Linked DNA regions of Mus musculus: regions 1, 2, 3, 4, 6 and 7 are each linked to region 5. The links are chromatin loops, found by intact Hi-C in ENCODE. Cell type or tissue: left cerebral cortex. All regions are shown on one strand. Each heading gives the region's core, and the rest is flanking DNA. Links, peaks and the distances in the headings are about the cores only.

Region 1 (4,478 bases), core at 360-4,359, 460 kb before region 5:
TTTCCAGCTCACACTCCTCTATGCCTATTCTATGAATTTTGAAAGTGAAAGAGAAAAAGTAGTGACAGCCTCACAGTTGAAGAGGAGGGTCCCAGGTGCCTCTGCAGAATTTAGAACACTTAGCTTTCTCTCCAAGACTTCAGACCCATTCTTTCAGCATGAGATCAGTTATATGATGTCTGTTGATAGTAAGTATGCAGTAAATATTTTACAAGGAATGAGACAAGCCACTGGTACTAGCTTGCCACACTGTGGCCCAAGGCACGGAAAAGAAGATTATAGGATGATGTGTATACAACATGTAGCTGATGTCGGTCTCGTAGTAGGTGTGCAATAAATATTTCACAAGGAACGATACAAGTCACTGGTACTAGCTTGCCACACTGTGGCCCACGGCACAGAAAAGAAGATTATAGGATACTGTGTGTACAGTGTGTAGCAGGAAGCCCGTCGCTTGTTAACACAGTAGGTGTTAGTAATCATGGTGGCAGTGCAGCTGGGGCTCCTGCCAAGGAGCTCACAAAGGGATCGGTAAAAGAGCCTTTCTGTGCTAGGCCCTAGAGTCCAGGCTGTGGATGCTGTCGTCAAGAGATGAGCTAGAGCCAGACCTTGGAAGCAGAAGAGATTTAAACACTTGTCAAGTGTCTGTCTATGTGCCTGGATCCAAAAGTGAAATAGGTTTTCACCTCCTAGGAGCACAAATGATCGATAACAAGGAACTCTGAGAACTTGAGAATAACAGCAAACATTCCTTGTGCCCCCCGCCCCCCCCCCCCCCCCGCCCCGGGTGTTCAGTATTGCAGAACACTGAAAAGAGAGATGCAAACAGTTGAAGAAGAAAAAAAATAACCAGAGGACGGCAGAATTGAGAGTAAGACAGGATGCCAGAGAGGAAACCATAGAGGATGCTCTAGCTGCGGGGAGCAGCAGAGGTGCTGAGTGGGGGGCAGAATATGCAAGCTAGGTTAGAGGTGGGAGGAGGCGAGGGCAGGTCAGAAAGGCAGGGCATCACCAGGTGGTGGGTGAAGGAGGCAGGCAGGAGTAGACTGGCTGCTAAGTAAAAGGGACTCTGAAAGGCTCGCAAACAATGGAGGGTCGTCAAGGGAACTATGAGCGTGATCCAACACAAAATCATAAGCATACTTAAAGCATGAGGTTTTTTTGTTTTTGTTTTTAATGTTCATGGTTCTCGAGTGTGAGTTTGTAGCTAACACCTGTCTCCGTTTGCTTTCTATTGCGGTGATAAAGCACCATGACGCAAAGCAACATGGGAAGGAAATGGTTTATTTGCTTATCATTGGCGGCAGTCCATTTTGAAGGAAAATCAAGGAAAGGGCTCAAGGGAGGAATCTAGGGGGCGGGAACTGATGCAGAGGCCATGGAGGGGTGCTGCTAATTCCCTTGCTCTCCGTGACTTGCTCAAGCCTGCTTTAGTCTACCACTCAAGCTGACTTAAGAAGAGCGGAGCGCAGGCTCCTCTCAGCTTGCAAAGTCCCACCCTTCCGGGGAGGTAGACAAGGCTAGCGGGAGCAGAGCTCAGGGGTGGGGCGCAGAGGTACAGAGTGTGTCTCATACTGCTCTTGAGCGCTCTGCTCTCCTCTCACCACGCCCCTGTCCCGTGGAGACAGGTTCTTGTCCTGCCAGCGCAGTCCCGCCGCGGCCATTCTGGAATTGTTCGAGGAACAGAATGGCAGCTTGCAGGAGCTGCACTATCTCATGACCTCCATGGAGCGGCTGGACTGCGCCTCTGCCATCCAGAACTACCTAAACCGGTCTCCCCGGGGCAGCCCTGACAGGTTGCATGGAGGCACCTGGGAGAACCATGGCCTAGAGCTGGATGAGAAACTCTAAGCAGACTCCACGGCTGTGCAGGGTGCTTCAAGAGGCCATGCCATACCGTGCCATGCCTTTGAGCTCAGGATCAATGCCACAGTCTCAGGTGGACCGAACTGGAACCCGCAGCAAAGCCCGACAGCCCTGTCATCTGCCCTGCATCAGGATAGCTCTTAATCCTGCCGGCCAACTTTGTCCTGCGTGCAGATTCCTTCTTGGTCGGTAGGGGGCGCGGGAGTCTGGGAGATGGTCACAGCCAAGCAGCTTCTGAGATGCTGCTTAATTTTCTTGTGGACCTGTGGGCAGACCTCAGAGACTGCTCAGTCCACAAATATTCATGGAGCGCCGAGTCTCAGCACCAAGCTGGGATCATGAGGAACGTCGGCTTCTTTGGACTTGTCTTGGAGTCTGTTCTGCGAAATGAAGATGCACTCCCAGCCGGCTGAGAGCAACATTCTAGACAGTGTCTCCCTGTGGTTAGGAGATGTCTTGGGTGTGTAACTTTGTTGAGAAGGGAGGGCCCTGCGGTGGACTGGAACAAAGAGAAGTCTCTATAGAGGGTCTTGGGAGAGAACTTTGGCGGGGGAGGGGGCTCACCTCATTGATGTGAGGAATGGCCTCTTCTCCCTTCATCTCTTCACTTGCAGCTCACACTTTGTCCTCCTCCTCAGCCTTGTTTCTCTCATCACACAGGAAGCTGTGAAGCCTCAGGATGCGCGCCCTATGTCTCTCCACCTCCAGCTGAGAGTGTTAAGTTTCTGGCTGCCTTTTCTTGCACTTGCCCAGCTCAGAGTTGGCCTCTTTACTGTTGCTCATGTCTTCACATTGCTTCGTCTCTATCTAGTTATGGAATCCCATCTTTGTGTTTCTTTTTCTATTAGGAAAAAAAAAATCAGTCACTCCCTCAGGCAAGTGTCTGAGCTAATGCTATGTATTTCAAGGCTACTGAAAGAGCTTCGGCTATTCCAGGAATGAATAAGTAGAGACATTTCTCTCACAGATCAAGTTCCTCCTTAGGGGCAGGATTAAAGGACCCCCACCCCGCTCCGATCCAGTCAGCAGTTCTGGCTACTGCTACTCTTGCTTACCGATAGTTTTGTTCGTTTGTCCAAAGGTATACAATCCCTTTGGAGATAATAAAATTTCACTTGCACATTTAATGAAAATACTGGTACTTTTGAATGGTGAGCAATATTAATTATTAGATATGAAAATGCCTTTCTTCCTAACTTTGTTTTGCTAAGATTGACAAATTTGGACGTAGGTCTAAATTTTTAGTTTTTAAATATTTTACATGTGTGGGAATGTGTATGTGTGAGCGCAGGTGTCAGTGGAGGGTGGAGAAGAGGCTGTTGGAGGTGCAGGAGGTTGTGGATTGCCTGACTTGGGTGCTGGGAGCTGAGTTCTGGCTGTTCTACAAGAGCTGTATGTGATCCTTAAGCACCGAGCCGTCTCTCCAGCCCCCAGTGACTTGGGATCATAAAATCATCCGAATGAGCATTTTGCAATTTGCACTTCTGGTTTGAAAACAGACTGGTCACTCGGGCAGCTCGTTCCCCATTCTTGAAGCAAGCCTTCAGATTTGGGGCACATGTTTCCTTTTTCTGCAAGCCACACTTGTCATCGTCCCCCCCACCCCCACACCTTATTTTCCCGTCTCCCATCTCTACTGCTGGGCTGTCCAAGTGGGTGCCCTGGCTCAGAACTGGCCATTGAAGGGCACTTTCCTCCTCTCCAGCTGCCTTAGCTCCTTCTCTGCCCTGCAGGCCAATCAAAGGCATTGTTGGAGTCCTTTTGGAACAATCGATTTTATGTAGCAAACTGAAGCCACAGGGGTTACAGGAGAGTGGGGTTGTGGGAGTCCTGTTATTCATTACAGGAGAGAATGCTTTCTGGCTTGTGTTAGGGTTCGTTAAAGGAACAGAACTATCAGTTTAACAGAACTAACAGTGGTGTGTATACTTTAAAAACCTGTTTCTTGGATTGGCTTATAGAATATGATTGGAAAAATTCAACATGGCTGCCTTCACACCAAAGAGACTTGAGAACCTGGTGGTGGTTTAGTGCCTATGGCTGGGTTCCTTAGCAGTCCCAATTTGTGTCAAAAGTCTAGATGCTTCCTGGAGAGCCACTTTGATCCTCATTGAAAGCCTGAAGAAGGGAAGGGGAAATCTGGTTTTGATATCAGTGAAGAGTTGCAGCCACCACAGCAGCAACAGAGTTGATGAACTTGTCAGCCAGAGTGAAGGCGGGCAGGCAAAGGGCAAAGCCTTTCCTTTTGCTTTTTCTTTTTATCAGAGATGCCTCTGGAAGGTGCCCCTGAACCCTCCCTCCGACATGTAATGGGTCTTTGCCACTTCAAATAAGAATATCAAAGCCAACCCATCATAGGTGCGCCCAAAGATTGCCTTGAAGTCGATTCTAGATCCAGTCAACTTGACAGCCAAGATTAATCAATCACAGACTGCCCAGACAGTTTCTCAGAATAAGTTTCTAGGGCTGGAAAAACGGATCCTTGTGCCTTTGACTAGAAACCATTGGTGGCTGCTTATGACTTCACTTCCAGTCCCTTTCCCTGACAGGATACCTGTCTGGTCCTGGGACACAAACTCAAGTCTCTGTTCTCATGAATGTCAGAGAGGCCT
Region 2 (4,478 bases), core at 261-4,260, 190 kb after region 5:
TGGAAGGCTGCTTTTAGCATAGATTGCCGAGAACTCTCTACTACAAATTCCTCAATCCTTTTATCTTAAACCTGGGAATGACTTAATTTTCTCCTCATATTTTAAAGACAGTTTTGCAAGGTATACAATCTCCCCTACCTCATTCAGTGCTTTGAATATGAACTCACTGCACTTTAGTTTGCATAACTCCCACTGAGAAATCAGCTCTTAATCATATGGACGATCCCTTGTACACAGCTCTCTCCTATCTTGCTACTCTCAAGACTGTCTTTGGACTTCAGCTATTTGACTGTGATAAATCTTGCCTTAGATATTTTTGGGTTTATTATTTACCTATTGGTCCTTTGAGTATAGATTCATGTCTTTCATCATATTTGGGAAGCTTGGAGCTATTCCTTTGAATATTCTTTCACCCCTTTCTCCCTCTTCTTTCCTTCTGGGGTTTTCCTTGTGTACACGTGTCTGCATATGCTTTATAGTGTCCCATGGAACTGAGCCCTGGAAACTTGGTTTTCTTCATTTTTTTCAGCCTCTGCGGTCTCAGCTTTATCTTCGCAGTTGATTCTTTCTTTTTATCCACACAAGTTTCTCAAGTGAAATGTCCATCCATGTAAGAACACATTTCAGCTGCAGAACTTTGAATAGATTTTTAATGATTTCTATGTCTTCCTTGTGTGTGTTGTATGCACACACGTTTAGATATGTATACTTCTATGTTTGTATTTATTACTGTTTCTCTGGTCTCATGGTTTCTTTAAACGCTGTAATAAGGTTTTGTTTATAATTCTGAGTACATTTGAAATAGTGATTCTAAATTTTCAGCATCTGGGGTCCTCTGGGGATGGTTTCTTTTCATTCCCAGTTTGCTCTGATCTATGAGTCATACTTTTTTATATCTTTCAATACCTCATAATTTTTTGGTTGAAAATGGGGTGTTTTGAGTGTTATAATGTCCCAATTTGGAACACACACACACACACACACACACACACACACACACACACACACCAATCCCCTAGCAAGATAGGCAAGCATAGTAAAGAGTTTAGTACTGGGCTGGTGAGATGGCTCAGTGGGTTAGAGCACCCGACTGCTCTTCCGAAGGTCCAGAGTTCAAATCCCAGCAACCACATGGTGGCTCACAACCATCCGTAACAAGATCTGACTCCCTCTTCTGGAGTGTCTGAAGACAGCTACAGTGTACTTACATATAATAAATAAATAAATCTTAAAAAAAAAAAAAAAGAGTTTAGTACTCTGGGATACCCATTTGGTTTGGAGTTCCAGTGAATTTTCTTAACTGTTGAGCCACCTCTCCAATCCTTGAAATAAACACTAATGACATGAGTTCCACAGAACTTTATCCAAATAAAGAAGACCAAGCACTTGGATCCAGGCAGTTTGACTCTATAGCCTATTCATTCATTCATTCATTCATTCATTCATTCATTCATTCATTCGCTCAATCAATCAAGAATACTTACAGGACTGAAGAAATGACTTCACAATTAAGAGCAAGCACTCCTCTTACAGAGGACCCAGGGTTGTTTCCCAACACCTATATCAGGTGACTCACAACCATCTGTAATCTCAGCATCAAAGGACCAGACATCTCTGCCCTCCTGGGCACCTGTACTCAGTGCACAAGCTCACAAACAAAAGCACATACACATATATACACATATATACACATAACAACAATATAAATTTTTTAAAGAGTATTTTTTAATCACCTCAGGCCTAGAAATTAATGACTATTAAATTGTGCAAAATAGCAAAGATTCGTGTCCCGGAGAGCCAGAGGCTTTTGTGGAGAGTGATTCATAATTAACATAATAAATAGTCAGCACTTGGGACAAAGAAGCCTTGTGGTTTTAAGAAACTGGGATATTAGTTTACCATTGTCCTCATTGCTGCCATCTACCTGTGACAAGAAGCAGCTTAAGGAAGGGCAGGATTATTTGGGTTCAAAGCTGAAGAACACATTATCACCTCAACCCACCCTGACTCCCACCACCATGGTGGAGAAGACGTGGTGCAGGAAGTGAGCCAATTATTCAAACTGTTATCAGTCAGGGAGTAGAGAGAGGGATGGGAAGTGAAGCTGGGTAATCAAACCTCAAGGTCCACCCCCCAGTGGCTCACTCCTCCAGCAAGCCTGTGCCCCCTAAAGATATCATAACCCTCCAGAGCAGCATCAACATCTGGGGACCCAGAGCTCAAACAAATCAGCCTGTGGGGGGCATGTTATCCACAAACTGCCACACATATGTATTGGGCACCACGACTATCCTGGGTGGTAAAATTGTAAGTTTTAAGCTTTGCTTTGTCATAGTTACCCACTTATTCTTTAAAAACTGCAAAACTAATGCTTGAATTTCCAATCTGCTTATAGTCAGATCTGTTTATAGCGCAGATCAGTTAGTAGTTGGCCAACCCTCCCTGCTTCGTCTGATAGTGAGATGCACTACGCCATGTTTGTTTACCCCTCACTATTATTTCTGAAGACATTCTGTCACATAAGCACAGGGCAGCTGTCACACAGGAGAGCAAACATTTGCTGCAATTCTATTAGCTAATCAATTGTTTATGTTTTAATTCCATCTATTATCCCATTAGTGTCCTTTATGAGAACTGTGTTTTCTAATGCAGAATTCCATTTTCTTCAGCGAGCCTCCTTGGTCTGGAGCAGTCTCCTCCCTCTTCCTTTGTTCTGCACACCAATGGCATTTTAAAACACTCCCAACCTGTCATCTTTTATGATCTCCCACAGTCTGGATGGACCTAGTGTCTCTTGTGGGTGACAATCAGTTAATGTGCTTTTAGAAAAAGTTTATTGATGGATTGTGTGTGTGCATGAATGCAAGTGTGATTTGTGTGTGTGTGTGCATGTGTGTGTGTATGTGTGTAGTATGTGCATACACACTTATGTGTATACATTATGTACATGCATGCTTATCTGTGTATTCAGTATGTGCATGCATGCTTGTGTGTGTGTGTGTACATAGATACATACTTAATGTCACGAATTAAAGCTGTTGTGATTTGAATGAGAAATGTCCCTTCTAGAATTCTTGGTTCCCAGTCAGCTGGTGCCAATTATGAAGGTTTTTGAACTTCGAAGAGGTGGAGCCTTGCTGAAGAAAATATGTCACTGGCGGTGGACTTTAAGGTTTTATAGTCTTTGTAGCTAATGTGGAAATCACAGGAGGGCACTGTTTGTCCTTCTCTGTCACTTTCTACTGTATTCCTTTGAGACTGGGTGAACTAGGCTGGCAGCCTGCAGGCCTCAGCCACTCTCCTGTCTCTACTCCCTACAGCATTAGAGCTGCAGGCATACATGTGGCCATGTTTGGCTCTGGTGAATACTGGGGATCTGAACTCGAGTCTCAGGCTTGCAAACAACTGCTCTGACCTGCCAAGTCACCTGCCTAGGACTCATGAATGCAGTCTTGGTGGAAACAGAACCTAAGTGATTTCTGTTTGCCACTGAAGGACAGATGGGGCTTATTCTGTTTGTTTGTTCTTTATTGGTATTCTTAGATCCTATTATCGTGATATTTCAAGCTACCATTCTCTGTTACTTTTTTTTTTCTTTTGTAATTATCTGGTATTTTCTTGGACAGTACTTAAGGATGATATTTACATTCATTCTCTCAGGTTGTTTGTACTTTATTCTTTGAATATGTAAAATACTAACATGATTCTGAATGTCAAAGCATATACAAACTTATAGTTGGTGAACTTACACTCTGCTATTTTCATTCAATAGAGTTGTATAAATCTGTGGAAAGTAGTTGCTTCATTTTAAAAGAACGTTATCTCTAGGTCTGTGGATGTTTCTGCCTTGCTAATAATCATACACATACATATACCTATAACTATACATACACATGCATATATATACACACACATACATATACACATACACACACATTTGTGTGTATGTATATATATTATATTCCTATGCCTTATTTATGTTGCTTTTAAGCCTGTATTTTAAAACAATTTTTTATTTTACTAATTTTTTACTTTTGTGTATGTGTGCACGTGTGTGTAGGTGTGCATACAGTGGCTGTAGAGACAAGAATCCCCAAGTACTGAATGCCTTGGAGCTAGAGTTACTACTTTCTTGCTCTCTAGCTCAATGATTCATCTACTATACATTAACTCTTTTCTTTCTTGCATTTTTTGAAGAAGTATTATATATATTTTAAATTAAGCTATTTTGATTCTTCAGTGTTTATAGGTACAGTGTTCAAGCCATGGATTAGTCTCTAAATAGTACTTTAAATACATTTTATAAATGCACTAGTTAGTGGCTTGATTATTTGTGCTTCACAGAATTCTCTAATTCCCTTTACGTTTTAAAGGGAATTAGAAATCTGTCCAGAGTTGTTTAATGATAAGTTGTGTTTAGTGTGGCTGGCCTGAAATCTATGCAGTCTCAATCTATCTCACACTTGGAGCAATCTTTC
Region 3 (4,478 bases), core at 317-4,316, 310 kb after region 5:
CACAGTGCTAGGGGCTATGGGTAAAGCCACACCTGATATTTTACATGAGGATGGCACTTGAACTCGGGTCCCCAAGCTTGCTCTTTTCCTTGTCTTTCTATCCTGCCTCAAGTTGGTTTGCATTTATTGATGCTATTATGTAAAATAAGGGTGGCAAGATCGTAGCATTGAGACACTGTGATATCAGTACCAATACCAAGACAGCCTTAAGTGACTGGCAGGCATGGGGAGTGTATATGTCAGGGACATGCCGGGCCAAGAAATGATCTGAGTCCTGGGTTAGATGAAGCAGACAGAGAATTTCTTGCTACTCAGAATGACATGTGATTTAAAAGCTATGAAATGTTTTCTTCTGGAACTTTCCATTTCCTTTGTTGAGCACATGATTGATAACCTGAACTGTAGAAGCCAAACTGTTGCAAGGGGCTCCTGGGCTTCTTATTAGCAAACGATAGGGTTCCCTCCATCCGGACAAGCTGAGCCAGACTGCTCAGGTCCTTCTGGGTGGGAAGGACCATCTCTGCCTGGGACTCTCAGTGCTCGCACCCAGAGGACAGTTTGGACTAGCTGCTGTTCCCCAGATGCTGTGCGACCTGAGCTACTTACAGAGTAGAGAGGCAAATAGCCTGCCTTAGCCTTGGGTGTGCATCCTAAGTAAGTAAGGGCCTTTCCCAGTGTCCATACCTCTGTAGAGGTCAACACAGTTTGAGTAGAGTCTCACTGTGGGACCCCTTGAAGCCTTGGATGCCAATGAAAGCTACCCTGGGCTCTGTTGAAAGACACTAATGGTTCTGCTGGTGCTGGGGTGGGAGAAGCCTGCTGAGCTGGAGTCTCCAGCCCTGAGTTCATTTGCTTGAAAATCATGGTTTCTGTCTCTGCAGCCACACACTCAGGGTTGCTGGGAGAAGGCTTGTCACTGGCGGCTCTGGAAACAGATGAAGTGGATCAGGGCAGCAAGCCAAGAGCTCTGCCTTGAATGGATCGACAATGACAGACTCAAGGGTCATTCTCTATGAAGCACAGGGATGGACCCAATGTCAGCAGAGAGAATTTTCTAGAACTGGCTCAGGCTGGGCTCCCCTCCAAGCTTTGGCACTTTGCAACTGGGTAGCCTCCAGCTAGACATTTAGATTTTTCTGAGCCTTGGCATGTTCCATTAAAAATGGGCATGGTGGGGCTGGAGAGATGGCTCTGTGGTTACCAAACACCTGCAGCTTTTCCAGAGGATTGGGAGGGGCATCACTGCCTGTAGCTTCAGCTCCAGGAAATCTGATGTTCTTTTCTGGCCTCTACAGGCACCAACACACACATGTGGCCTACTCTCACAGACACAAGGTCAGACACAAACTTAAAAGCATCTTTTTTTTTTTTTTTTTTTTTTTTTTTTTTTTTTTTTTTTTTTTTGGTTTTCTGAGACAGGGTTTCTCTGTGTAGCCCTGGCTATCCTGGAACTCACTCTGTAGACCAGGCTGGCCTCAAACTCAGAAATTCGCTTGCCTCTGCCTCCCGAGTGCTGGGATTAAAAGCATGTGCCACCATGCCTAGCTTTTTTTTTTTTTTTTTTTTTTTTTTTTAGCAAAGAAGTTGTTGGAAATGAAACTGTCCATTGTGTGGGCTGGCCCCACCTTCTCCCTCTGTACCACGGGCTTTACCTTCAGCCTCATCTCTGTGGTCAGCTTGTCATCAGTCATCTTTACTCATTGTCTCTAAGAAACAGTAGTAAGAAGAGACATATACTAAACATGCTGGCACATACTGCAATCCCCACACTCACAGTGATGAGGCAGGAGAATAAGACTTTGAAGAAAACTTAGGATACACACACACACACACACACACACACACACACACACACACAGAGGCCAGACAGAAGAGAGCATTGAGCATTTGATTTCCTGGAGCTGAAGTTATAGGCTATGGTGCCCCACCCAGTCCTTTGGAGCCATCTCTCCAGCCCCATCATGTCCATTTTTAATAGAACACACAGAGGCACAGAAAATCTAAATGTCTAGCTGGAGGCCACCCAGTTGCAAAGTGCCAACGCTTGGAGGAGAGCCATGCCTGAGAGCCCATAACTAACATCCATTAGCTCTTATCACCCCCTGGAATGTATTGTTCCAAATGGGTTTTTTAAATTGATTTTTATTTATGTGTATGTGTGTATGTGTCAGGGGGTTGTGTGTGTGTGAGTGTGTTGTCTCCTGTGACCAGAAGAGGTAGTCAGAGCTGGGTTCCCCTGGAGCTGGAGATCCAGGTCATGTAAGCCACCTTGAGTGACTGTAAGTGGTCTTAGCCTTGAGCTGTCTCTCTAGGTTCTCCAATAGTTCTCAAGGACAGTTACAAACAGCTTATACTTCACCAAAATAAATAGGATTGAGTCCATGAGAAATTGAAGGGAAACTATAAATAAACTGGTGACCAGAATGCCCTCCCCACAAATGGAAAGCAGAATGGAAGAAGGACGAATGCAGAAGCAGAAGTGAGTGTGTTTCACCACAGACTTACTTATTTTGATATAATGTGCATGGGTGTTTTAATTGCATGTATGTGTACCATGTGCATGCAATGCCCTTGGAAGCCAGGAGAGGGCGCTGGAACCCCTAGCACCAGTGTTTCATATGGCTGTAAGCTACAATATGTGTGCTGGGAATTGAACCTGGGTGTTCTGAAAGTGCATCAAGTGCTCTTAACCATTGAGCCTTTTTCCCCCCACATCCCTTACACTCTTTGAGACAGTGTCTTATATAGTCCAGGTTTAGCTATATAGCTAAATATATAAATTAACTATGAGCATGGGGATTGCAGCATGTGCCATCACGCTTGGCTCAAACAATATTTTATGATAAATATGTGTATATGTATGTATGGAGAGGTATTTTATGGGGGTTTTGCTTGGTGGGAGCCCTGGTTTGCAGCACACAGAAGTCTGAGAGTCCAGCTGCTCAGGGCAGCAATGATTAGCTACCCTTGCTGAGTCCTACGCATCAGGCACTCGCTGATCAGGGTGTGTTCCCTCCCAGCCCTCTGGTGAAATGGGCAGGTACCTCACTTTGCAGCTGAGATATTGGGCCTCTAGATAACTTCTTGCCTCCCCAGATGCCTCTCTGATCTGTGTCAGTCCCGTGTGTGTATGTCCGTGTCCGTGTCCCACCCCCCCACCCCCCGCTGCTGCCACCTTTAGCCCCTTGCCCATATAGCACAAAGTCTGGCACACAACTGGTGCTTAATAAACGCTTGAGGAAAGGAAGCAAGAAGGGGAGAAGAGCATGCCGCTGAACCACTCAGCCTTCCTTGATGCTCTGAAATCATTTCTGTCTGCTCCTTAATTCCCAGCACACTCAGAGGCAGAGCCAAACAGCACTTAATTGCTTTCTGTTGCTAGGTCTCAAATGTTCTGTCAGCTGGCATGTGCCTCTGAGCCCTACAGTTGTTTGGTGCTGGTGAGAAATAAAGCCGGATTGGTACAGAGGGAGAATGGAATTCTGGGAGCCTGTGGATGCCTGGCCACCTCCACCTCACCTGCCTTGACCTCCCTTATTTAGTATTTGCATAGACGTATGTTTGAATTGTCTGATTTCTGAGGCATGGGGGCAAGCCCAGCACTTGGGAGATGGAAACGGGAGAATCAGAAGTTCGAGGTCACACTTGGCTACATTTTAAGTTCAAGGCTGTATGCGATCCTGTCTGAGAGGGGGGTGTTATTAGCCTTTATTAAAGTGCAAAATGACGGGTTCCACAAAAACATTTTCATATGTGTCTATAATATAGTTTGACCATATTTCCCCCGTATCTTCCTGTCTCCCCTTTCCTTAATAGTCCCCTTTTACTTGTATGTTGTTATTGTGTCTAGGTTTTATACATAAGAGACAGCACAGTGTATTTTTTTATCTGAGTCTCATTTATCTTACATTATATGGCGATCTCCAGATCTGTCCTTTCTTTCCTGCAAAGACATTTGGCTTCACTCATTTTTCATGGCTGAATAATACTTTGGTGTATACACATACCGAATTCTCTTCACCCACTTACCCACTGATGAGCATCCAGGCTGATTTCATGGCTGTTGCTCATTGTGATTGGTGTTATAATGAATGTGACTGTGTCGGTGTCTCCTGACCCTTGGTTCTTTACTGAAAGTAAAAGTGAAGGAATTGTTTGGAATGAACATGCCTGCTACCTTCCTCAAACCCTAGGACCTTAGCTTTGTCCCTGCCCTTTTCCCCTCCCTTGGATTCTTTGCGTCAAGAGCTCCGATTTGCCAACCATTCACCAGATAAGTCTAAATTACACTCTCTTTGCCCCAAGCCAGTTTTTTTGTTTTGTTTTGTTTTTTGTTTTTGTTTTTGTTTTTTGAGAAGCCTTAACCAAAGACTTACCCAGAGCTCCAAAGCTTCCCACGCAGTCCTGGGGAGGCATCTCCCCTCTTCTGACTCACACCTCGTCTCCTTGGAATTGCTGCAGATGTGTCTCTCCTGCCC
Region 4 (4,478 bases), core at 282-4,281, 470 kb after region 5:
AGTCTTCGGTGCGCCTGCAACATACAATTAACAGCTGTGTTAATGGCCGTCACTCATATTCCAATGAAACAGAAGCCCAGATTTCTTTTCTTCTTTCTGTGGACCTTAATTTCCCTGCTCACCGCTTCATCTGCCTTAGTGTCTTCCACTGCCTCCAGCTCTTATTGGCTAAGCCAATGAAAAGCAAGCCAACCGGGATAATAGAGAAGAAAAATGGATAGAGAGGAAAGAAAAGAGATTTCTGACTAAAGTCAGGGGTCAGAAAGGTGGCAGTGCTATGCTTAGACTACTTCCTGCTGATTAAGGGTATCAAGTCCCTTGAGTGAAGTCTGATCTTTGCTCTCAGGATATCTAATTTCTTCTTGTTGTTTCTTATTTGCCCATACTACTTAGCAAACCACAACCAAAAACAACCCATCCATCTCTTGGGGCCCATTGATGTACCCTCTGAAAAGTCTCCAGAATTCCAAACATCACATAATCCCAGAAACTATCTGCAGCTGGCAAAATCACAGCCCACTCAGAGCAAGAGGCAAATCATTGTAGGGATAGTTCTGATGTTAAGGTCCTGTTCCCCAACTGGTTCTTGATCTGTCAGTAAAGAAGCCATGGGCCAATTGCTGGGCAGAAGGAATAGGCAGGACTTCCAGGTTCCTGGAGGCAAGCAGACAGACACAAGGAGAGAAGAGTGAAAGAGAGAATTTGCCATGCTTCTGAGGGAGAAAAGGTGACCAGTCACGAGAGACCTCAGACAAAGTGGCCACAGGCCACTCCTACAGGCAGGCAGTTGGGAGTGTTTAGCTGGGACTAGATATAACTGAGCAATTAAAGTTGAGCTCAGGTGAAGAGGTGCTCAGCTAAGAGTATTGATAAGGGCATGCTTCTCCAGGCAGGGAATAAGCACCACCCAGCAACTGGGCCAAAAAGGTTGAAATTGAACAATGTATGTCTCTATGGTTTTTATCTGTGAATTCAAAGGAATCTGGGTAGAGGCTGGGAGTGTGGCCCATTCCCAGAGCTTAGGCGTGGTAGCAAAAGCTACACGCAACAAATCATGGTCAACTGCTATGGACAATCTGAAGCAGTCCCATATCCCCACACCTGGGATCAAAACAAGAACACTTTCTCAGAATACTTCTGTGTTTTTAAAAGGAACCAAAATTTCAGAATTCTTACCTTCGTTACCCCTGGCTTTCAGTTTCACTGGGAATTAATATCTCCCAAGAGAAGGGAGATGTCTGTGTTTCTCACTATCAACGGAGAAAGAGAAGACAGTGAAACTTAAGTATATCATTGGAACAGGTTTCTGGAGGAGAGATTCTCGTATTTTCCTTGTGTGTCATTCCTTCGGTGGCCAGTGGCTGTGTTCTAGTATTCTAGAGAACCAGGTGCTTTTACGCCAGCAAAGGTGACTTTAATTGAGAAATAAAATAGAGAGTCAGTGTTTGGTGATGGTGAACTTAGCCTAAAGTGTCTTATTCTATCCATTTCAGACGTTTCCAAGGTCAACATCAGAGAGAGAGAGAGAGAGAGAGAGAGAGAGAGAGAGAGAGAGAGAGAGAGAGAGAGAGAGAGAGAGAGAAACACAATCTCCCAATGGAGACAGAGGGCTCTACACTCAAAGCAATAGAGAATGTCTGCAAGAATGTTCCAGAAATAACCTGTGATCGCCGCTTATCCAAAGCCCCCAGCTGCACCAGCAACCATCCTGTGCCAGTAACACTTCTTTCCTGTCTAAGGATATACTTAATTGGATTTCTGTCACAAGCAAGAGCCCTGACTGCTTTGGTAGGGGATTAGGAAGAATGTGTGTGCAGTTCTGGGTTCCTGGCCATCATACCACCTTCGACCTAAATCCCTGACTATTTGGATTAGGTAAAGGAATGGCAGAAAGTCAATAGTAATCAAATCTCCCTAAATGGGTCACGAGCAGACGACGCCATGCCTAGCTCAGGGTAAAAAACATTCCATGGCAGAATTTAAGGAGCTTAATTTGCCAAGGGGGTAGTTGGGTAATTTTGCAGCATGAGCTACCCTTATGTGTTTGAACCCCATCTCCTGTGCTGTGGGGAGCCAAATTGACTACTATTCTAGACCCCCAGCCTCCTTATCAATTAACATTCAGAACAATTCATCTGCCTTAGGCTGGTATCTCTTGGTTTTGTGTGGTAGAATGAAGAGATTAGGTACTATGAATGACTTCAAAGGTTCTGGAAACAGATTCTGCGCTGCCCCTATTGTCTTTTTAAAGGGGTGAAGCAGAGATGAAGGGAGCAAGGCTTGCCATTGGCAAACCTCAACCCAGGGCTCTCACTGGAGAGTCTTAATACTCAGCTCAAAGAGAATTCCTGGAAGGCTTCCCTGACTTGTGGACTAATCAACACTGCCACCTAGCGGGCATATTTGGAAGTCACCCCTAGCTTCTATACCTGATCAATCAGGAGGCTCCAGGATATCCTATCCTCTCTGCCTAATGCAGTGAGGCTCTTTTATACCCAGGCTCTTTGTGCCAGATCTTTGTGCTGTTGTGTATGTGAATACTGTTATCTATATAGAAATGGGGCTCCTTATTCTTCATCAAACAAATCAGATACCACCTGTGACTCCTGGCCTCCATTCATCCACTTGAGATAAAGGTAAGACACACATATTGTCCCGCAAAGTGCCATTTTTTTTGGATGTCCTACTGTTTATTTTTAATGCCCTTCAGAAACCTCGTGTTCTTACCTGATGATTCTGGGAACTGTCACTCATGCTAGCTTACAACTTCAGCCCAGACTAGGTATCTGCTGTTGATTTTGTAAACCATGTTTGTAACTTATTTGAGATTATATGCCCTTTGTAGTTCTTCAGGAAGATCACAGGGCCTCCCCTCCCCTCCCCTTGTTTGATGAGCCAGCAAAATCCCTGTGAAATACAGGGCTGTTATCCATGCCTGAGAGAACCACCATCACTACATGTCCTTCAATGTCTGGACTGCTTGTGTCATTGTCGGGGTGTCAGATATTCAAAGGTTGCTATTCGGAGGGCACCCAAGATGCCTTACCACTGGCAGTTAGCATATCTCAAATGTTGAAGCTATGGTTCAATGCTTGCATACTCTGTATCCTATGGGGACATGGGAGGACCGTTTCTGCTCTGCACTCAAGGGCTAGAAAGCTAGCTCATGGAGAAGCTCACCCCACTCCCAATTCTACTCATTCATCTCTGAACTTGTTCAGGAGTGAATTGCTGTTCACCCCTTTCTGTGGGAAGCCACATGTGCCATTGCAGGGTGGCACTGGCCACCACTGGCCACCACTGGCCACCACGCATACATAGGCAGTAAAGTTTTTTTTTGCCAAGATGAGGTTTTGAGAATTAACCAATCAGATGAGAGACAAGTTAACCAATCAGATGAGAGAGAAGTTAACCAATCAGATGAGAGACATGTTAACCAATCAGATGTGAGACATGCAAATGAGGTGGTAAGCATAACCCATGCATAACCAATCTGGGTGTGAGACACGCCTCTTCTAGGCCTATATAAGCAGCACCAGTTCTGGGTTTGGGGTCTCTTCGCCTCTGCAAGCAAGCTCTCCCAATAAACGTGTGCATAAGGATCCTGTTGCAGCGTTGTTCTTGCTGGCGAGTCAGGCGCACGCAAGACCTTTCTTTAACCCTGGGTCAGAAGAACAATGTCTCTCATAGGGTGGCTGGGCACCATCTAACAAAGCCAGATGTAATTCTTTTCTCCCTCAATACTCCAGTGTTAAGTTTGGCCAGGCCATAAACCAGGTAGGAAAACTATAGAGCCCACCTTACTGGCCTGTTTCTTGTCCAGAGTGGAAAGGGAAGACAGTGGTGAAGCCTCCGATATAGGTTCCAGGCACTATCCCAGACAGGCTTATTTAAGGAGACACTTGAACTGCCATCTACTTATAGTGTGTTATGTTCACCCTAGAGCCCAATGTGGGAGGGAGGGTGGAAGCAGGGAATGAGCAGAAGATAGCAAGAAGAGTATCGTCAACTCTCTATTAAAACAAATGGAAAGTGTCCACAGTTCACTCATTTAGCGATCGATCTCTCTCTCTCTCTCTCTCTCTCTCTCTCTCTCTCTCTCTTTTTCTCTCCTATGTGCAGGCATGCTCATGTAAGTACAGGAGCCTGTGGAAGTCAAAAAATGCATCAGGTCCCTTGGAACTAGAGTTGCATGCAGTTGAGTCATCTGACACGGATGGTGGGAACCAAACTGGAGTCCTCTGCAAAAGCAGGGAACAATTTTAACTGCTGATCTTTCCGGCCCCATTGGATGGTCTCTTACTATGACTCCCTGCTTACTTTCATGCAACGCAAAACTGAAGTTGTTTAAATTGAATGATTTGATGGCTTCCCTTCCAGGATAATGAGTGAAGCCAAGTAGGGACAGGTCCTTGTTTTATGTACATTGTTGAACCAGCGTTTTAACAGCTGCTATTGTAAAAATAAATCCCAAAGAT
Region 5 (4,478 bases), core at 216-4,215:
TCTGGAATGAGCAGATGTTTGTGTCATCCTAGGAGAGGTTAGCACAACATGAGAGAAGTGTGCTTCCATCCCAGCCAGAAAGCCAAGAGATGCAGACATGCGGACAAGTGAGTGAGGCATCCCAGGAGAGCAGTGGCTGCTGGGTGGGAACGAGCCTGACCCTTCTCCACAGTGGGTTTGGAGTCTTACTAAAGAGTGGAGGACAGTCTTAAAGTTCAGCATGTAGCACAAGCCATCCTCCACCACCCAGAAATGGAGAAGAATGCTTGTATGTATCTAAAAGTGTCTGTCCAGTGGGCATTCTCTGGGCAGTCGTTTCTGGATATGCATCTCAGTATCTTAGCTTTGAAAACAAAGTACAAAGAGGCTAAAAATATATTAATATACTTAGCATGGTGATTCCAGGGCGGGGGGGGGGTGTCTAGCCACAGCAAAGGACCAGGAAAACAGAAGACAGAGGTTTGAAGCTGTTTGTCACATGCTATTCAGAAGAGTGGGCATAGAGAAGAATCTATTGACACACGGCTTATGTGCAGCCCCCTCCGCCTCCCACATACATAGAATGAATGACCCTCAGTTACCCTTGGCTGACCTCTGTGGTTGGTAGCCAGGCAGCTACTCTTATATAACCTTTTGGGTTCGCCCAAGGACCCAAGAAGTCTTCATTTGGCCCATGGGCAGAGAGATAGGCAGCAGAGTGGTTATCTCTTGATCTCCCTACATACATACAGGACCTCACCCATCTTCCAAGGATGCTCAGAGGTCCCTCCAGCTGGAAATGTCTTAGACACATTCAACCCCTGTAAGGGGAGAGACTCACTGTGTCTATCACACATCTCAAAACCACAGTAAACTCCTAGGACATCTAAGTCCAGTCCCCAAACTCAGTTCATGCTGAGGCAATCCCTATAGAATTATCCTTTAAATTACTCAGGACCTGGGTTCTGTCTCTTTTAGAGTAGCTGTGTTGGCTTTCTTCCAGGAACGAGGTCTTAGCTGTGCCCTGTCCCACACCCAGTGTTTCTTTATTGTTTCCTTCCATTCTGTCTTTGTCTTTCTAACATCTTTCCTTTTCTCAATGCAGCTCTGTCCGGTCCTGTGCCTAACCTTGCTCTTCCAGTGCCATCTTTTCATAGATGAGTCTACTTAGAGTAGTCTAGCCTTCAGCCCCGCCCCATCGGGAGAATTCAGACATTACCTCAGACTGCATGCCCTCTCCACTCTATCCACCTTAAAAATTATTCTATTTAGTTTCATTTTTAAATTATTATGTTCATTATAGTAATATAGTTCTTAATTATGACACTATGCAAAACCCAGGTAACCAAAGAGGAATGCTCTGAGCAGGTGCCTCTTTCCTGCCCCTGTGTCCCCTTCTTTTCTTCATGTTCTCTCAGGTTCAGCAATTCATGTCTTCCTCTCTTTCCCACCTCTACCACTGCTCCTGCTTGCCTCTTTCCTGGAGTCACCTTCCCTCTTTCCAGGGCCAGCCCACCCCTTACACCCTGAGCTGCATCCTAACCATACCTCCTTTCTGTCAGGCTACCCAGAATCTTTGCAGGGAAGAGCTTGTCACCAAGGGTCTTTGTGGCGTACCAATCTGACAGTTTCCTTCCTGCCCTGCAGGAGACCTCCCTCGCTGTTTGCGCCTCAGTAGGTATGCACCCAGCTGGGGTGCCCAGATAGGCAAGAGACAGGTTCTTCTGTACAGCCCTGTCTAGCCGAGCCACTGTTGGACCACAGAGACATAATCCACATGACACATGTGCCTCCCTGTGGGTATCTGGGACAGGTGCACGGAACAAGCGAAAGCAGACATGAATCGAGGCATGCTCTTTGCCCTTGGTTTTAAGAGCTGGAGCAACATCGGCATTCCCCAGTTCATGTCCTCTACAGGGAAATATACGGCGGCACTTCAAACCCTAGGCTTACCTTCCCCAGAAACTGGCCACTGAGAGCCCAGAGGCCACTAAGACTCTGCTGAACTAGTTTGGTGATTCTAAGCCTACGACCAGCCCAGAGTGATTACTCTGCTACCTACCACGTGCCTTAGACATTTCGCTTTAATCTAGAACCTCGGAATCGTACTATGTCACGTGAGGGTGGGTGGAGGAGGATGGTCTGCTGGGCTGTCAAACAAGAGCTTCCATTCGCCTAGACAGTCTTGAAATGTTCAGGAAAAGTCTGTCGTGTGTGTCGTGTGCAACTAGCACGGGTTGCTATAGGAGCCAAAGTGATGGCTCCTAGCTGGGTTCAGGGCTGGGTGGGCACGATCCTCCCATCACCAACCCCACCCGCAGCCCCGAGCCAACGCGGTCCAATTTTCCTCCAGCAGGCGGCGGGCTGGTAGCTGTGTGCAAGGCGTACTCTGCACGAGAGGCGGCAGTACGGACTCGACCTGGCCGCGGGGATAACCGTGCGCAGGAGCTGTCGTGTCACTGCGCGGCGGATCAAGCGGGTCCTCGGGGTTCTCAGGGCTCGCGGCCCCGCTGGGCTGCAGTTCCAACCCATTTACTCCGAACCAACGCTGCTAGAACCGAGGATCCTCCGGGGCTGTGGATCCCGGCTGAAGCAGGATCTGGGGTCCGGAGCTACTGCAGCTCCGCCAGCGGCCACTGGGGGCTGCAGTGCTGGAGAGCCCGGCGGGGACAGAGCGCTTCGCTCTGCCTCGGAGTCCTGGGGCGCCTTGGGTTTCTAAGGCTGTCTGCACCGCTGGCCGCAGCTGCCTGCATAACCCGCACAGCATCCTCACAGATCCGTGCGTGCGACCGCTGCGTGTGTGTGTGTGTGTGTGTGTGTGTGTGTGTGTGTGTGAGAGAGAGAGAGAGAGAGAGAGAGAGAGCGCTTTGCGCGCACGCGTGGGGGGGGCCAGTGGTGTGCATGCGGGGAGTGCGGGGGAGTGTATGTGTGTGTGTGCCTGTGGGTGTGAGTGCCTTGCTCACACACACACACACACACACACACACACACGACAGACTGGTCTGAACTTGAAGACATCCCACATTCCAAGAGGCTGCAGGTTCCTGGGGATGCCAGGGGGGTTCTTCAACAAGGAAAATCCTACCCTCATCTTCCTAGAAGGGATTATCTTTTTTTATCCTTTTTCCCCCTTATTTTTTTAAAATCTGGAAGAGAAGAGCACAAGTTGTACTCCCCCTCCCGCCCCTTCTTCTTGCTAAATGCCATGGATATAACTGAATAAGCTGCTCAGGGCTCTCCCCGCGTGGATGGTCCGAGGCCACCATCTGCCTGCCTTCGCTGGATCGCTGCAGCTGGAGCGCTTAGCGTGAGCCTGTCTCCGGCCAGGAAGGATGCGTGGCCGAGCCAAGGAGCCCGGGCGCCCTGCGGAGCCGGCCTTGGAGCCTCCCCGCCACGGGTAGATGCCGCCTTGCCCAGGTGAGTGGCTGTCGCTGCTGCTGCGTCTTGGCGACGCTGGGTGTCCGCGGGAGATGGGCGCAGGGATGTGCGCACCTGGGGGAACAGGGGAACTTTGCCTCTTTTCCTGCCTCACTTGCGGACTTCCTCCATCCTATAGACTCCTGTGGATGCCTTCTCTATTCCATCCTTCCTTCTATATTGTGTTTTGATAGAGTGGGGGAAGGGGAGAAACTGATGGGGAGGGAGGAGAGCGGGTCCTGGTGAGGCTTCAGACCGGTCTGGGTTAGGCTTGGAAGCTGGAGAAAGAGACCTCAGTCTCCTACAAAGGCAATCCTTGAATGCAGAACTTTGCCGCTAGACCATGCTGTTGCGTGTTAGCACATGCCAGGCCTGGCTAGGACGGTGCTGAGGTCTGGGTGACTATTCTGGGGTCTTCAGGAGCTTGGTTCCTGGACGGGTGGGGTGGAGACAGGGGGGGGGGCAGCGATGGAGTGCCGTGGAGGAGGGGAGGGAGGCATGGTTGCAGGGACCCTATCCTGGCCTCAGGCAGATCTAACCAAGATCAGGAGGACTCTGTGTGCCCACTCGGGTTGCTGAGAATGCCATGATAAAGCAGTATGTAAGCCGGTGTTAGCCATGCCCATGTTGGTAGTCCTCTGTCTCTCACTCAGCCCTGCCCTGCTTCTAAGGCTGGCCTGAGCAAGAATTGAGACCGAGACCAGCAGACAGCTCCCAGGAGGAGGGCAGTGCCTTGCTCCCCACCTTCCCCACAGAGAGCACAAAGGACAGAAGCGTTGGGTTCCAGGGAAAGGAGTCCAGACATCATCGAAAGAGAGAGAGATTGAGAGAGAGAGAGAGAGAGAGAGAGAGAGAGAGAGAGAGAGAGAGAGAGCAGGAATCAGGCAAAGCCTGCAGAGGAACCGAGCACGACTCATGCCAAGTACACTCAGAAACAGCTGCAGACGGACAGACACCTGCAGGGAGAGGGCTGTCAGAGCCTGTCCCTCTGAGCTGGAGCCACATGCATGCCTAGAAATGTTAGCCCTCTGTCCTGGTTAAAGCAGTGCATTTGCATGTGTGTCTGTCTGTCTGTCTGTCTG
Region 6 (4,478 bases), core at 285-4,284, 150 kb after region 5:
GCTTGTGCATAGGAAGATACTTCGCAGGGTGCATTGTCAAAGATCCGATCAAACCACCATGTTCCTATCCTGTCCCTTTTACTAGCTCAAAGGTGACACATCTCAGATTCAAGCTGTTGAGAGGTGACCAATTCTTCTTTTCATTCCCCTTGCTCTGGAAGAGATTTTTGGCTGGGGACATCCCTGAAGTTGAGGGTAGCTCTGGACCCCTCTCTCTCCCAAAATTCATTCACTTCCCTCCTAGTAAGAGTAAACCAGCCCTGTGATATCCATACATGTTTGAGTGGTATCGAAGTAATAGAGTCTTGGGGAGCATCAGGAACCTGAAGACAGTGCCGGTGGCCACAGGCTTCCGAGCAATACCAGATACCAAACACTCCTTTCCTAGGAGTGTTCATAGGACCTGGCTCCTCGGAGACAGCTGGGCTATGCAGGAGTCAGGGAAGATTGATGTCCAGGCATTGGGTCTCCTCCTGTTGATCTGTAGTGCTGAGCCTCCAACCCAGACTGTACCTTAGGACCCCTTGGTTGCTGTGACATCCACCACCACCTACTTAGTTGGCTCAGGCTGGGCATCTGATGTTTTAGACCTTTAGACCTCCCCAGGCACTGCTGGGGTCACAGCCTCATGGATCTACATTGGCATTGATCTATGGAACATTTGCAATCCATTGCTGGGGTAGTTCCTTACATGGAGAGAGAGAAACCCAGGGCTCCTGGTCCAGCCTCATTGTACCATGTGCACCTCATCTTTGACTCTGAGACTTGAACTCTGAACTCTCCAAAGAGACGATTTGCAGAGCCTGTGGGAAGTTCCCACACAGAGCAGCGTGGGGGGGCACTTATCTTACGTCTGTGCTGAGTATGAGCAGCCAATACGAGGATGGGGGAGGGGCAGGGCTCTGCTCTCTGCTCTTTCCTGGTTGCTTTGGCTTTACTTCAGTTGCTATGATAAAAACAACCCAATAAAAGCAGCTATAAGGGAGAAGAGGTCTATTCTGATTACAGTTGCAGATGTGGTGCCTCTTTGCAGGTAAGTCAAGGCAGAAAATAGTTACTGGGTTTCTGGACAAGATTCCTGGTTGAAACAATATAGTCAAAGGCTTGGTTTTTGAAGAAGCTTTCAGGTCTAAGAGGGAAAGAGATAAGAGGGAAAGAATTTAAGATATGGGGCAGTGGATGTAGCCCATTAGAGTACCTGTCTAGCATGCACAAAAGCCTAGGGTTCAATTCTCAGCATCACAAGAAACTAGATATGGTGGTGTGTGCCTCTGATCCCAGTATTCAGGAGGTGGAGGCATTCAGGGGGATTTGATATTCAGGGTCATCCTAAACTCTTATCTTGAGTCCAATCATCCTGAGCTACATAAAAGCTTGTCTTAAAACACAAAACAATGTTTTAGAGTCTGGCGAGAGGCTCAGGTTAAAAGCATGTACTACCCTGGCAGAAGACTTGAATTTGGTTTCTGACACCCACACTGGGCAAATCACACTAGTCAGTGACATCAACTGCTAAGGATCTGCTTCTTCTGGCTTCCAATGGCACCTGCACTCTGATACACACACCCACACTATACATGTATACATATATACAAATACATACATAAAATAAGTCTTTAAATTTTAAAAATTTATTTTAATTAATTAAATTTAATATAAATTTTGGTTTTTCTAGATAGAGTTTCTAAGTATTGCCCTGGCTGTACTGGAACTGAGAGATCTGCTTGCATCTGCCTCCCAAGTGCCGGGATTAAAGGTGTGTGCTACCACGCCCAACTCTAAAATTGTATTTTAAATGTGCACTATGGAAAAAAAAAAAGCAAAGAGACAGCCTTAGGCTATTGTTTATTGTGGGCAATCAGAGATGGCATCTCCAAGGAGTGGAATGGGGTCAAAGACCTGAAGTGATAGAAATAGCCGGGCTGAGGAATCAGTGCACAAATGCTCTTGGGTCAGAATGTGCTGGTCCTGTTGTCCTGTTAGAGAGGCAGCAAGGACTCTGGGGGTGGGGGAGCATCTGGGGCAGAGTGGCAGGGAGTGAGTTGGAGGTGGGGGTGGGACTACACCAGGAAGGTCCTCAGTGGTCAGAGCAAGGCTTGGGTTTTACCTTATAGGAGGAGGAGCCACTGAGGATTTGAAAGCAGAGCAGAGGGGTGCTGTGATGAAGCCAAGTGGCCCTAGAGAGAAGATGAGTGAGGTCGATTAGTTCTAGACGGATGAGAGCCCTGCCCTGTCTAGAGAGCCTCTTGTCTCTTGGCACTCACACCCATGCAAAAGCCACTAGGATGTGATGTGGGAGTTACCAGATGTCTCAAGACAGGGCCATGTTAAGTCGTCTGACAGAGCACTGGTTATGTTTTTCTCTGCTGGGGAACCTTATTGTGGCCCCTGAAAGACTCCTAGTAGGGAGCAGGGCAGGCACTCTGACTTCTCAGTGTATAGCTCAGCCTGCAACTGCATTGCTGACCCAGCTTCTCTGCCTCACCTCTCTCTCTCTCTCTCTCTCTCTCTCTCTTTCTTTCTCTCTCTCTCTCTCTCTCTCTCTCTCTCTCTCTCTCTCTCTCTCTCTCTCTCTCTCTCTCTCTCCTCTGTTTGTTTTTTATTCTCACTCTGCCTTCCAGACTTTTTACAGGGTCTCTTGTAGCTTAGGCTGGCCCCCAACTCTCAATGTAGCTAAGGATGACCTTCCAATTTTGGTTCTCCTGATTCTACCTCCCAAATGCTGGGATTGCAGGCATGTATAACCACACCTGCTTTGTGCCGGGCTGGAGATGGACCCCCAGGGCCTCGTGATGCTAAGCAACCACTCTACTCACTGGGCCACATCCTAGCATCCCTGATAGTCATTATTTATGATACTGTTTAATTAGCCCATTAGGTTGGCCACAGCACTTCTGACAGCCCCCCCCCCCCTTTTTGTGCTAGTATCTGGCCATGACAGAAGTAGCTATTACAGATATAAGAGTGGCCTGAGATCAGGGTCTTGGTGACCTGTGCTTTATCCCCTAGGACATGTGGACAGAGTGGGCTTTTCAGGTTCTCGGCATGGGGACAGGATCTGAGAAGTTACGATGCTGGTGGGGTGGCAGCTGGCCCTGAACACTTGGGAGATATTTTTACCACCCATCAAAATGCCACCTCGTGCTCGCTGAGCTGATGCCAAGGCTGCTCCCAGCCTGTGCTCATCTCCTCCCCCGACTTTGACTGTTGCCAAGAAGGTCTGAGTGGAAAAGCTTGGAAAACTCCATGTGGGTGTGGCTGGGAGTCAGCGGTTCTCTCTCCCCCAGGACAGGGACTGGGAAAGCTTCCAGGTGGTGGGCTGTGGCTGAGACTCAGATTGTACTCTCCTCACCTTACATGTGAGAAGGCTCAGAGGACCCCGTCCCAAACTATCACAGATCAGAGGACCCAAAATTCTGAGGTGGTTGTTCATTTGTTCGTTTTTTGCCTATAATGGGCAGAAAACTAGGAGGGACTGGTGTGGTTTCTTTGGGTAATGGACAATAGAGGAAGCTATGAAGGGCACAGTGGAAGTCTTAGCAGCTACAGAAAACTAAGAGCATTTCCTAGGTATATGGCCAAAAGCCTGAGAGAACTTGGGATGGGGAAAAGGGAAAAGCCAAGATTCTTGGTTTCTATCCAGCTCCTTGATCAGCACAGCTATCTTGGACTTGGTTCTTCTGGCTTTAAAATGGGACCTCCCCCTCCCCCAATTTCACCGCTTGAAAAAAAAAACAGAGTAAGAACAAGACAGTCCAAGCTTACCCACACTAGCCTTCTCTTTTACCAATCACCCCACCCCTCACTCCCACTCTCCACATTGCTGCAGTGGTCCTTATACGAAGATAAGTTTGGAGTCAGGCCTAAGGACAGGTCTCGTCTATAGAGATCTGGTGTGTGTGTGTGTGTGTGTGTGTGTGTGTGTGTGTGTGTGTGTGTGTGTGTGTGTTGAGAAGGGCCATCCCCCACAAGGCTCAGGAGTGAATAAGTTCTCAGATGTAACAAACGGACCTGGCATGTAACCTAAGCTCATCTCTTCATCTCTGGCCTCCTAAGAAAGAAAGTTTGAGCCCTGGTCTGCCATACTCTACAAAGAGTGTCTCCATACTTCTCCCAGGACAAGAGAGGCTTTGAGGTGTGAGGTGGATCTGGGGGTGATAGTTACAGATGACATGTTTAAGTCAAGGCCGGTGACTCCATTCACTTTCACATTATCCTGTTACCTATTCTCTTCCTCACTGACACCCCCAGAATTATCATCCACATCTCCAGTGGAGATGCTGTGAGAAAACAGAGAATGTATGAGCCCAGCTGACTCTCCTGTCATCCACCCACAGACAAGTAGAAAGTGGGCGGGCACTTCAGAGGAGTCGCACTTACACAAGTGCAAGAAGTTTTTCAGGCAGTGCTAATGATATCTGAGGAACAAAGCTTTGAATTGAGGGCAGGATGTGGCTTAGAGGGACTGGAAGAGTCCA
Region 7 (4,478 bases), core at 304-4,303, 970 kb after region 5:
TCATCCAATACAGATGGCAGAATCTCTCATATCTACACCCACCCCATCCCCACCCCCAGCCATCCAACCCGGACTCAGCCCTTCCAGGTCAGAGGTTGGGACAATGTGAGTGGGGCACCCATCTCTGCCATCAAGGGGCCAGCTTGAGGAACACCAAGCGCCCCTGTTCGAAGTCTGAAGTGAAGCTTTTTAAAAAGACACAAGAGAGCAGGAGACATGTCCTAGAGATTAAGAGTAGCTGCTGCACTAGGAGAGGACCCGGGTTCAATTCCCAGCAAGCACATGGCAGCTCACAACCATCTAATACTCCAGCCCAGGGAATCTGATGCCCTCTTCTGATCTCCAAGGGCAGCACTCATGTGTACATGCACTTATACACATTTGGACAAAGCACACATACACAAAATGAAAGCAAATAACTAGATAGTTGTAAAAATTAAAAGAATAAATAAGATGCCAGGGGCAGGCAGCATGGCTCAGGGGGTAAAGGCACTGCCACGAATCTTTGTGACAACCTCAATTTAATCCCAATGCCCCACATGGTGGAAGGAGACAGTCACCTCCCGCAGGTTGTCCTCTGCCCTTCACACAAATGCTGTGGCACACATGCACACGCACACACACACTTTTTTAAAAGGTGTCAGACAGTGCCTGTAGAAGCCTGAGGGAAATGTCACACAAATCTCAGCAAGGGACATTCTACAAAATACCTGTCCGGTACAGCTCAAAAGTGGCAGGAAGTCTGAGCATCCTGAAGCCAAGCTGAGGCAAAGACGACTTGACAGCTCCAGATAATGTGGAGCCCTGGGTACTATGCTGCAGCCAAAAGAAGGAAAACTTCAGAGCTGCCACATTCAGGTGTGCGGCCTTGAGTTCAGGGCTGGCTGGGTGAGGGCAGCAGCTGCAGAAATGGGCAGGGCATCCTGGGGACTGTCTGTGCTGCGTTTGCAAGTCTCCGGAAACTGTCTTTACAAATCCAGACTCTTGGGGCTGGAGAGATGGCTCAGCCGCTAAGAGCACTCGCTGCCTTTGCAGAGGTCCTGAGTCTGGTTCCAAGCAGCCAGCCCAGGTCTTTCACAACCCCACTGGTAGCTCCAGCTCCAGAGGAAAAGGCAAACCCCACAGGTCTGGCTTCTGTGGGCACACACACACACATACATAATGAAAAATTAATATTTTAATTTAAAAAAAAATCTTACCTAAAAAAAATTGTTCTGGTTGACATTCGCCCAGGCCTCCCAGATCATGCCAGGCTGTAGTGCCCACGCTTCCGTGGCACTGTGCTGCAGGAAACAGTGCCCACCTCTCACCACAGAGAAACAACTGCGTTTTGTTGGGATGCCTGGATGTTTTAAAAATAAATTCAGTAAATTCAGAAACGAAAAAGACAGTAAATGGAACTTTATTAAATTCTTAAGAGATGCCACTAGGCTGGAGAGATGGCTAGACAGTTAAAAGCCACCCTGCTCTGTGCTGCAGGCACAGATCCCAGCACCCACTTTGGGTTGTTCACAAACACCAGCAACTCTAGTTTCACAGGATCCAATGCCATCTTCTGACTTCCACAGGCATCCTTAAACAAACGTGTGCATACACTCAGACAAACACGCACTCACAAATAAATAAAGAACCAACGAAATAAAAATAAAAGGACTCCGGCGTGGTGGTGCACGCCTTTAATCCCAGCACTCGGGAGGCAGAGGCAGGCAGATTTCTGAGTTCGAGGCCAGCCTGGTCTACAAAGTGAGTTCCAGGACAGCCAGGGCTATACAGAGAAACCCTGTCTCGAAAAACCAAAAAAGAAAAAAAAAAGAAAGAAAGAAAAGAAAAAGAAAAAGAAGGATGTACAAAACAGAGGATATTTGCAAAGTGCACACGTTACAAGAAACTTGTCCCAAAATATACCCAGGACACTTAAATGTGCAATGTTTACTAATGGTAACTAATAGTTAATTAGTAGGGCTGGGCTTGGTGGCGCACACCTTTAACCCCAGCACTTGGGAAACAGAGGCAGGAAGATCTGAACTGTGGTATCCCAGAGTGGGGGGCAGCTCGGGAACTGGGAGTGCTTTCCCTCCACACTTCACAGGGTGCCATCCTCCTGCCTGAGTCGCCTGAGAGGATAGACCAGGCAGCTGAGCTCTACAGGAGCCCCTGGTTGCCGCTCTCTTCCTGGTGGTCACATCCCTCCGCCCTGTTGTCTGGCTCACCTCTCACACTCCACTATTCGGTCCTGGACCTAAGCAATGTGGCACCCTGAACATTCCCTGGCAGCTAAAGAAAGCTAAACTGGGAGTCCATCACGTGAGAGGGCCGTTTGACAGCCAGTGGCTTATTCCCACAGGTCCACTACTGCTTCTAAACTGCCCTTAACCTGCTGTGAAGGTAGCACCTGTGGGAAGAAACCCCTCTTTCCATATTCCAGGCTTTCCCCAGCTTCCTCCTGGTTCCTCTAGAAACCCCAAAACTATGGCAGCCATTCACTCAAGAAGCGTGTGCAGAGTCTGCCACCTTGTGGTCATCTCTGGTCCTGCAGTACCCCACATCAGCCCCAGCAAAGAGGAGCTCCAGTCTCCCGTTCCCCCTCTAGGGTGCCACAGAGACACTTTAGACAGCTAGGGGATGAGCACGGAGGTGTGAGGGGCGGGGGGGCTGGGAGCCACACACTCTGGCTTTCCTTCCTGTCTATCCGATTCACAGTCCTGAGCCTGTGGAGACAGCCCCAGGGTAAAGAGGCCTCATCATCATGTCAGGTGGGAGAGCAGACGGTTGGCATTAGGCAACTAGCCAAACTCATATGTGGGAAAGCAAGCTGTGGGCCTGATCGAGGGCTTGGAGAGATGACAGTGGACTTACTAAGCTATCTCTCACGTGTCTGTCACCCTGGCCCACCTCCCTACCTGAGTGTCGCCCAGCTATAAAATGAAGGTTCTGACATGTCAAGCCCCTTTCACCTCTGACAACACTCTTCAGTGGAGCATCCCAACGTAAGATCAGAGGCTCTCCAAGTCCATATGGCAGAGCATATTGCAGGATAGCCTAGAGAGACCGGGAGCAAACGGCAACCTTCCTGTGCTCCTCCACAAGAGGGATGTGGAGATCCTGCAGCCAGGAGTCGTGGGCAAGGAGCACACTGCAGGCAGCAAGGTACTGGATGTGGATCGTGCATCCACAAGCATGCAGTGGTCATCAGAGACCATGCAGGGGACCCGTACAGTCAAGGGATAAGGTGCCTTCGGTACCAGCAGCCAGGAGCCAGTCAGTGGGTCAGGACGGCTGGGAGCACAATGGAGGCCTCCCAGGTGTGATAGCATAGGGCTCCGCTTTGTAATCCCTCTCCACCTCGGCTCACATCTCTTAAGATGAGGATGATAGCGCCCTCCTCTGACCACAGAAAGGCCTCATGTCTCAGTTTTCCCTTGCTGTGACAAAACAGCTTGACCGAAGAAAGGTTTATCCTGTCCCATGTTTTCAGAGGTTTCACAGACTGAGGTCAGCTGGAGCCAATTGCTCTGAACTGAGGAGAGACAATGTGGGCTTGCCTCAAGGAAGGATTGGGAAGCAGAGACAGACAGACAGACAGACAGACACTAGAAGCCAAAGCCATGCCCTTCCCGCCTCTGCTGGTAACCTACTTCCTCCATCTTGGACCCACTTCCTGATCTCTACCGTCTGTCTATTAATAATGCCATCAAATGGGGAATCCATCAGAGAATGAGGGCAGATCCCTCAGGATCCAGTCTCTTCCCCAAAGCTGACAGCCATGAACATCTCTGAGGGGGATGGACACTTCCTGTCCAGGTCGCAGCAGGGACTAAATTGAAACAAGATTGAAACCTGGAAAAAAGTTAGGGACACAACAGAGGAAAGAAGTCCTCACCCCAGAATCCGTTGGATGTGGCTTACCAGCAGAACGGCAAGGACTCCAGAACAGTTAGCCACCACTTACAGCCTCTCTCCTCCCAGATAAGTCTCCCGATGCCTAGGACTCTCACAGAAACAGGGAAAGGACATGTCCTAAACCCCTTGTGCAGCCCTAGTGGCTCTGCTATCACCTTATCCGACTATCACTTCACCCATCCCATAATCCCCATTTCTCAGAGGAGAAAGGAAGGGAAAGGCTCCGGTGATTTCCAAGCAATCTTTTGAGATATAACTGCAGAGCCGCAGAAAGGTTTAAATGGCTAATGCTAAGCCAGTCGGCTGTGCTCCTCTCTTGAGGACAGGGTACCCACATGTGACACCGCTCACGTTCTGAGGCTCCTCCCTGCGCAGCCCACACCTCTGTTCCTGGGTACACACTTATTCTCCAGTCACGTGCCTTTTTTTAATGCATCTATGAACCCACATCTCTGCCTCATAAACTGACTAGTCCTGAAATTCTTTCCTGAGCCGATACCCGGGAAGGTCTAACGGAGTGCCTTAGACTTCTGAGGGCGAGTCTGGGTCTCTGCCCCTGCACTGCCGGGCCAAGGGGC

What was found. Peaks named below come from ENCODE experiments on the same cell type or tissue, not always from the same donor. Only the 100,000 strongest peaks of a DNase experiment are listed, where the experiment ranks them.
Region 1: it touches region 5 in a loop (5-fold over the local background); 6 of 42 quality-filtered maps call a loop at or near these places.
Region 2: it touches region 5 in a loop (4-fold over the local background); 4 of 42 quality-filtered maps call a loop at or near these places.
Region 3: it touches region 5 in a loop (4-fold over the local background); 3 of 42 quality-filtered maps call a loop at or near these places.
Region 4: a loop joins it to region 5, with 5 times the contacts of the local background. A loop is called at or near these places in 13 of 42 quality-filtered maps.
Region 6: it touches region 5 in a loop (7-fold over the local background); 4 of 42 quality-filtered maps call a loop at or near these places.
Region 7: a loop joins it to region 5, with 4 times the contacts of the local background. A loop is called at or near these places in 5 of 42 quality-filtered maps.

What each region holds. Positions count from the first base shown.
Region 1 is chr17:48,465,688-48,470,165 of GRCm38, forward strand. It overlaps Unc5cl (unc-5 family C-terminal like), which reads left to right. Exons shown (of 9, transcript NM_152823.4): 9 at 1,629-2,999. The coding sequence ends at 1,851. Among named protein-coding and RNA genes, the nearest start is that of Unc5cl, 13 kb to the left of the region's middle. In left cerebral cortex, for the core only: a CTCF peak has its summit at 2,051 (motif pointing right); a DNase peak (open chromatin) is centred at 2,067.
Region 2 is chr17:49,116,144-49,120,621 of GRCm38, forward strand. No RefSeq gene overlaps it. Among named protein-coding and RNA genes, the nearest start is that of 1700008K24Rik, 4.8 kb to the left of the region's middle. In left cerebral cortex, for the core only: a CTCF peak has its summit at 1,917; no DNase peak of the experiment used is centred there.
Region 3 is chr17:49,242,637-49,247,114 of GRCm38, forward strand. Gm30532 (a long non-coding RNA gene) reads right to left here. Exons shown (of 7, transcript XR_876860.3): 5 at 4,377-4,478; 6 at 4,030-4,130. Among named protein-coding and RNA genes, the nearest start is that of Gm30532, 19 kb to the right of the region's middle. In left cerebral cortex, for the core only: a CTCF peak has its summit at 2,581 (motif pointing right); a DNase peak (open chromatin) is centred at 972.
Region 4 is chr17:49,397,932-49,402,409 of GRCm38, forward strand. No RefSeq gene overlaps it. Among named protein-coding and RNA genes, the nearest start is that of Gm41594, 22 kb to the left of the region's middle. In left cerebral cortex, for the core only: a CTCF peak has its summit at 2,402 (motif pointing left); a DNase peak (open chromatin) is centred at 2,383.
Region 5 is chr17:48,929,423-48,933,900 of GRCm38, forward strand. Lrfn2 (leucine rich repeat and fibronectin type III domain containing 2) reads left to right here and starts at 3,160. Exons shown (of 3, transcript NM_027452.3): 1 at 3,160-3,396. In left cerebral cortex, for the core only: CTCF peaks have their summits at 1,733, 2,406 and 2,606; DNase peaks (open chromatin) are centred at 1,794, 2,371, 2,590, 2,879 and 3 more places; H3K4me3 peaks cover 2,340 bases; H3K27ac peaks cover 2,177 bases.
Region 6 is chr17:49,080,975-49,085,452 of GRCm38, forward strand. The region is part of intron 2 of Lrfn2 (leucine rich repeat and fibronectin type III domain containing 2); the gene reads left to right. Among named protein-coding and RNA genes, the nearest start is that of 1700008K24Rik, 30 kb to the right of the region's middle. In left cerebral cortex, for the core only: no CTCF peak of the experiment used is centred there; DNase peaks (open chromatin) are centred at 1,455, 2,281, 3,188 and 3,668; H3K27ac peaks cover 862 bases.
Region 7 is chr17:49,896,486-49,900,963 of GRCm38, forward strand. All of the region lies in intron 19 of Kif6 (kinesin family member 6), which reads left to right. Among named protein-coding and RNA genes, the nearest start is that of Gm16555, 77 kb to the left of the region's middle. In left cerebral cortex, for the core only: CTCF peaks have their summits at 2,524 (motif pointing left) and 2,738; a DNase peak (open chromatin) is centred at 2,513.